2 separate regions of the Homo sapiens genome follow, and region 1 is linked to region 2. Evidence: chromatin loops called from intact Hi-C (ENCODE). Cell type or tissue: breast epithelium. All regions are shown on one strand. Links, peaks and the distances in the headings refer to the core of each region. The heading gives the core; the rest is flanking DNA.

Evidence for each region. A loop is a pair of places that touch in the nucleus more often than their neighbours do. Peaks named below come from ENCODE experiments on the same cell type or tissue, not always from the same donor. Only the 100,000 strongest peaks of a DNase experiment are listed, where the experiment ranks them.
Region 1: it touches region 2 in a loop (9-fold over the local background); 6 of 110 quality-filtered maps call a loop at or near these places.

The regions. Positions count from the first base shown.
Region 1 is chr12:45,361,216-45,364,133 of GRCh38, reverse strand. All of the region lies in intron 8 of ANO6 (anoctamin 6), which reads right to left. Among named protein-coding and RNA genes, the nearest start is that of ANO6, 150 kb to the right of the region's middle. In breast epithelium, for the core only: no CTCF peak of the experiment used is centred there; no DNase peak of the experiment used is centred there.
Region 2 is chr12:45,308,697-45,311,614 of GRCh38, reverse strand. The region is part of intron 2 of ANO6 (anoctamin 6); the gene reads right to left. Among named protein-coding and RNA genes, the nearest start is that of ANO6, 94 kb to the right of the region's middle. In breast epithelium, for the core only: a CTCF peak has its summit at 1,605; no DNase peak of the experiment used is centred there; H3K27ac peaks cover 1,574 bases.

The sequences.
Region 1 (2,918 bases), core at 307-2,806, 52 kb before region 2:
GGCCAGAGGCAGTGGGATGATATATTCAAAGTGCTGAAAGAAAGACTGTCAACCAAGTATTCTATATCCAGCAAACCCATCCTTCAAAAATGGAGAAATTAAGACATTCCCAGATAAATAAAATCTGAAAGAATCTGTTGTTGGCAGAGACCTGCTATATTAGTCTGTTTTCACACTGCTGATAAAGACATACCTGAGACTAGTTCATTTATAAAGAAAAAGAGGTTTAATGGACTCACAGTTCCACATGGCTGGGAAGGCCTCACAATCATGGCAGAAGGCAAAAGGCATGTCTTATATGGAGGCAGGCAAGAAAGAATGAGAGTCAAGTGAAACGCGTTTCCCCTTATAAAACCATCAGATCTTGTGAGACTTATTCACTACCATGAGAACAATATGAGGAAAACTGCCCACATGATTCAATTATCTCCCACCAGGTCCCTCCTACAACATGTGGGAATTATGGGAGCTACAATTTGAGATGAGATTTGGGTGAGGACACAGCCAAATCATATCAGCTGCCCTACCAGAAACACAGACTGAACACCCTTTTTTCTTTTTTTTTTTTTTGAGACAGAGTCTCACTCTGTTGCCCAGGCTGGAGTGCAGTGGCGTGACTTCGGCTCCCTGCAACCTCCGCCTCCCGGGTTCAAGCGATTCTCCTGCCTCAGCCTCCCAAGTAGCTGGGACCACAGGCGCATGTCACCATGCCCGGCTAAGTTTCTGTATTTTTAGTAGAGATGGGGTTTCACTGTGATAGTGAGGATGGTCTCAAACTCCTGACCTCGTGATCTGCCACCCTCAGCCTCCCAAAAGTTGTGGGATTACAGGCGTGAGCCACCGCACTCAGCCCAGATTGAACACCTTTAATTCAAAAATCTGAATCTGAAATGGTCCAAAATCTAAAACTTTTCAAGTGCTGACATAATATTCAAGGAAAATGCTCAGTGGAGCATTTTGGATTTGGGATGCTCCAATGGTAAGTATAATGCAAATTTTCCAAAATCTGAAAAAAATCTGAAATCTGAAACGCTTCTGGTCCCAAGCATTGTGGACAAGAAACACTTAACCTATACTAAGAGAGTCCTTCAGGCTTAAATAGACACATGACAGTAACTCAAATCCACCTACAGAAAAAAAAAGCAGAGATAGAACTAACTACATATATAAATATGAAAAGTAGTATATTTTTGTATGTCTCTATTTTCTTCTATCTTATTTAAAAGACACAAAGCAACAATTATGAAACTGTTGGTAAGCTTATAATGCATTAAGTTGTAATTTGCATGATGATAATACCACAAAGGAGTAGAGAAGGAACAGATCTGTACCAAAGTAAAGTTTTTGTGTACTATTTGAAATTAAAATTGCCATTAATTCAAACTATATTATTTTAAATTAAGTTGTTAATTATAATCCCCAGGGAAGCCACTAAAAAAAGATAAAGAAACAATAATGGAATTAAAATGGCATACTAGAAATATCTATTTAACACACAAAAAAAGTAGTAATGAAGGAATAGAAAAACAAGAGACAAAAAGACACATGGAAAACAAATAGCAAAATGGCAGGTTTAACTCCTACTTCATGAGTAATTACATTAAATATAAATGAACTAAATATTAAAATCAAAAGGCAACAAGTGGAAATAAATGAAATACAGGACAGAAAAGTAACAAAAAAATCAACTAAACAAAGTTGGTTCTTTGAAAAGATAACAAAATTGGCAAACTTAGCTAGGCTGATCAAGAAAAAAAGAAGACTCAAAGGGTTAAAATCAGAAATGAAAAGGGAAACATTACTGTTACTCTTACAAAAATAAAAAGGATTATAAGGGGATACTATGCATAATTATAAGCCAACTAATTAGACAACTTAGATAAAATGGAAGAATTCCTAGAAAAATATGTACTACTTAAGGTAACTCAAGCAAAAATAGAAAACTTGAATAGACCTATTTTTAACAAATAAAGAGACTGGACTAACAGAAAAAAAATAATTCCTGCAAAGAAAAGCCCAGTCTCAGATGGTTTCACTGATGAATTCCACCTACCATTTAAAGAAGAATTAACACCAATGTTTCATAAACTCTTTTAAAAACAAAGAAGAGGGAACACTTCTCAACTCATTCTATGCGACTGGTATTATGCTGATACCAAAACCAAAGACAACATAAGAAAACTAGAGACCTAATATCTCTTGCAAATATAGATGGAAAAATCTTCAATAAAATACTAGAAAACCAAATCCTGCCATATAAAATAAGTACTACATACTATGACCAAGTGGGATCTATCCAGGAATGCAAGGATGATTCAAAGTACAAAAGTTATCAATTCTTGTAATATACCATATTAATAGAATAACGAACAAAAACTACACACAAGATAATGTCAATAGACACAGAAAGAGCATCTGGCAAAATCCAACATCATTCCATGATTAAAAACACTCATAAACTAGGAATAGAACTTTCCCAACCTGATAAAGAGTATCAATGAAAAAACCCACACCTAGTATCACACTTAATGGTGAAAGACTGAATGCTTTCCTCCTAAGATCATTATATTGGAGGTTCTAGTCAGGACAACTAGGTAAGAAAAAATAAAGTCCTCCAAATTGGAAAGGAAGAAGTAAAACTACTTCTGTTCACAGACAGTATGACATCGTATATAAAAATCCTAAGGAATCCACCCAAAATACTATTAGAGCAAATAAGCCAGTTTAGCAAGGTTGCAGCACACACACAAAAATCAATATACAAAAAAGCAATTACATTTCTATACACTACAATAGGTAATCCAAAAGTTAAATTAACGAAACAATTTATAATAGCATCAAAAGAACAATGTACTTAGAATAAATTTAAGAGAAAAAACAAGTATGAGACTTACACACTGAAACTATAAAATATTGTT
Region 2 (2,918 bases), core at 135-2,634:
ACATTTTGCAATGCCATCCACCAATTACTCTTGACAAATATTTAAATCTTGCTGTCATGTTCTTGCCTAAATATCGGGATCTTCTACCATGCTGATCATTCCCTCTCAATATGCTCCCCTTTTAAAGTCAGCACTCAGAATGAGAGGCAGCTTTACCAATACTGAGCAGGAAAAGCCTAGTATTTCCTTTATTCTGGACACAGGTACAAATGCGACCTAGATTTTCATTAACCTTTTGACATTGTTATCACATGCTCAATTCACACGGAGCTTCGTTAACCAAATACCCAGCCATTTCATGTGATCCATCATTACTCTCTGCTCTTAGGCTATTTACTTAAACAGCTGATATTTATGAATTAGGGGCAGGAATTTACTTTAATTCATATTGATTTTTGTCTCCTCTAGAGATTGATTTTCATCCATTATTCCACAGTTTTAAGAATAACTGCCCAGATAAGCATGCTGTCACCAGGCACACATTTCTTCATTTTGTATTTAAATACATTTTTTCCCCACACATCTTGCTAAAATCAAAACACCAAAAATGTCTGTGGCCCTCTCCTATTCTGTCAATCTAACAACCTCCATTGAAAAAAAAGTAATGTATTCAGTTTGGGATGACTTATTTTATTGAACTCATCATGTTGGCTCCTAATGACCTTTTTTCTAATATTCACAAACCATCTGCTTAAACATCTCATTCTGGAATATGGAGATTAGTGCTTCAGCTCCAGTGTCTCCATTTATGGGAATTTAGCCTATGCCCAACTTCTACCCTAACTTCACCCCTTTTTGAGAACTGTCACATTTGCCCCACTAGATTCTGGCAGCTGTCCCAGTCCCTGTATCACCTTGAGATGACCGGCTGCACTTCCCAAAGCAAATCTACAAGCTCTTTTAATACCCTGGTTAACTCATTTGGAACAATTATACTCCTTTCTAAAATATTCTTGGGCAGCATGAGCTTCTGTAGACTTCACCAGACCTTTAACCATTATCAATCTAAAGTTCACTTTCACTAACAGAAAAGACAAAAGTAATATAGAAGCTAGTAAGCTGTTTTCTCATTCATCTCATACAGTTAAACTGACTTCCTTAAACTGTGGGCTGACCACTGCTTCTTCATCATCTCACATAACTCAAAAATCAATCAATCTCTCTGATCATGCTAAGCATTTTTTCACAAGCCTTGACTCACTTACTCAGGACTTTCATTTTACACTCACATTTTTAGGCTAAGAATGGAAAAAATAAGATTAGAGTGTTCAAGAGGACTATTAGTACAGAATGATCATTTGTTAGCCTTCTGAGTTAAATTGGCTTTAGCAGGTCTTGTCTGGCTGGGCCCAGCAACTTAATCACCATTTATGACTGTTTCTCTGGGAAAATAACATTCTGTATTCCAAAAAATTTCTAAATGACATCTTCACATGTTAAACTGCTGCACTTTTGCTCATACTCCCCAATCCTAACAAATCCATAAATTTAGCTTTTGACTCAGCCACATACAGCAAATAAATATTCCTCCATATTCAGACAAAAATGCACATTCCATCACCTTCGGTTCTTGAATGCACAAAAAGCTTTCAGCCTTGAGATGCCATGTGAATTCCTACCACAGCAAATGGGCCAATTTAGCAATTCTTACTAGCCAGTTTCTCTCTGATCTCATTTCCCCCTTTTCAGAGTCCTTTTGCCAAATTAATGTTCCTTTGTTTGGTTTTCTTTTTTGGTTGAGTTTCTTTTTTAGTTTGGCAAGCTTAAGGCCAAAGACACAAGGCAAAGTCATCATATTTCTTTGTAAGTCCAAGTGAAAAAATGCTTAACCAAGAGGGTACTGCCTTATTCTCAGACTTTCTGATCCTGAAGATCTGGAAGTCTGTGGGCAGACCTTGAGAGTTTAGTTGGGTTTCTGGGATTAGCCAAGAAAGGTCTTGGATTGACCATAAAATAGACCAAAATATTTTTCAATAGCCCTAACACCAATTCAGTTGCTTCAGAAATAACCAAAACAAAGTCTGGACTACTCAGGGAAAAAAAAAAAAGGTGAAAATAGATCCTTGAACCCACTTTGAGACAAAACCTGCAAGTAAAAATTTGTAGACCTGTGGGTAGCTGGCTCTGATTCTCTCATACCTTTCACACCTCAGGGCAAGGAAGTAAGATTAATGTTCTTTTCCCAAGTGCCACTTCCAGACCATTACTCCTCAATGTTCTTGGAAGAAAATTCATTTCAGGTCCATGTGAATAGAATACAACCCCAAAGCTTCCTAAAGTCTATAATTTCCAAATTCCCAGCTGCTGCTCCTGGTTCACTGAAATTCTGATTCTGGGCTCACATGTTCCTCTCCAATGTGTGTCCTTCATCAGACCAGGACCTATGCATCCAGAGACATGACATGACCAATGCATTCTGGCCTCTCAGTAGCCTCACTTCTTACTGCCAATCACCTTCTCCCTTTCATGCACTAATGCCATAGTCCCACCCCAGCCCTTGCCATCCTGAAAAATTCAAGAAGCATTTATTTAAGAAATATTCAAAAAGAACTTATTTAAGAATCCCTCTTTCTGACCACAACTACATTACCTACTCATTTCACAAGACCCCAGGGGCCCCTCGACTTTTTCTAATCAATCTGCCAACCCTCTTCTTTCTTCCCTTCCTTCCATCTTTAGGGCCACATTCCAGAGCACACTGTTTCAGTGACATCTTGCCAATATTGTACTCTCCATAATGTCCATCTACAAAGCCCCAACTCTGGCTGAGGGCTGCTATCTGCTTTCTTGCTGTCTGAATGATGCTGGAGAAAGCCACACAGCAGGGCAGTGTGGTAGGACTATAAATTCAGGATCATCAGCCCCACACAGGCCCTGGCCACAGCCCAGAAATCCTAAAACTTTTTCCAGGTTGCTCT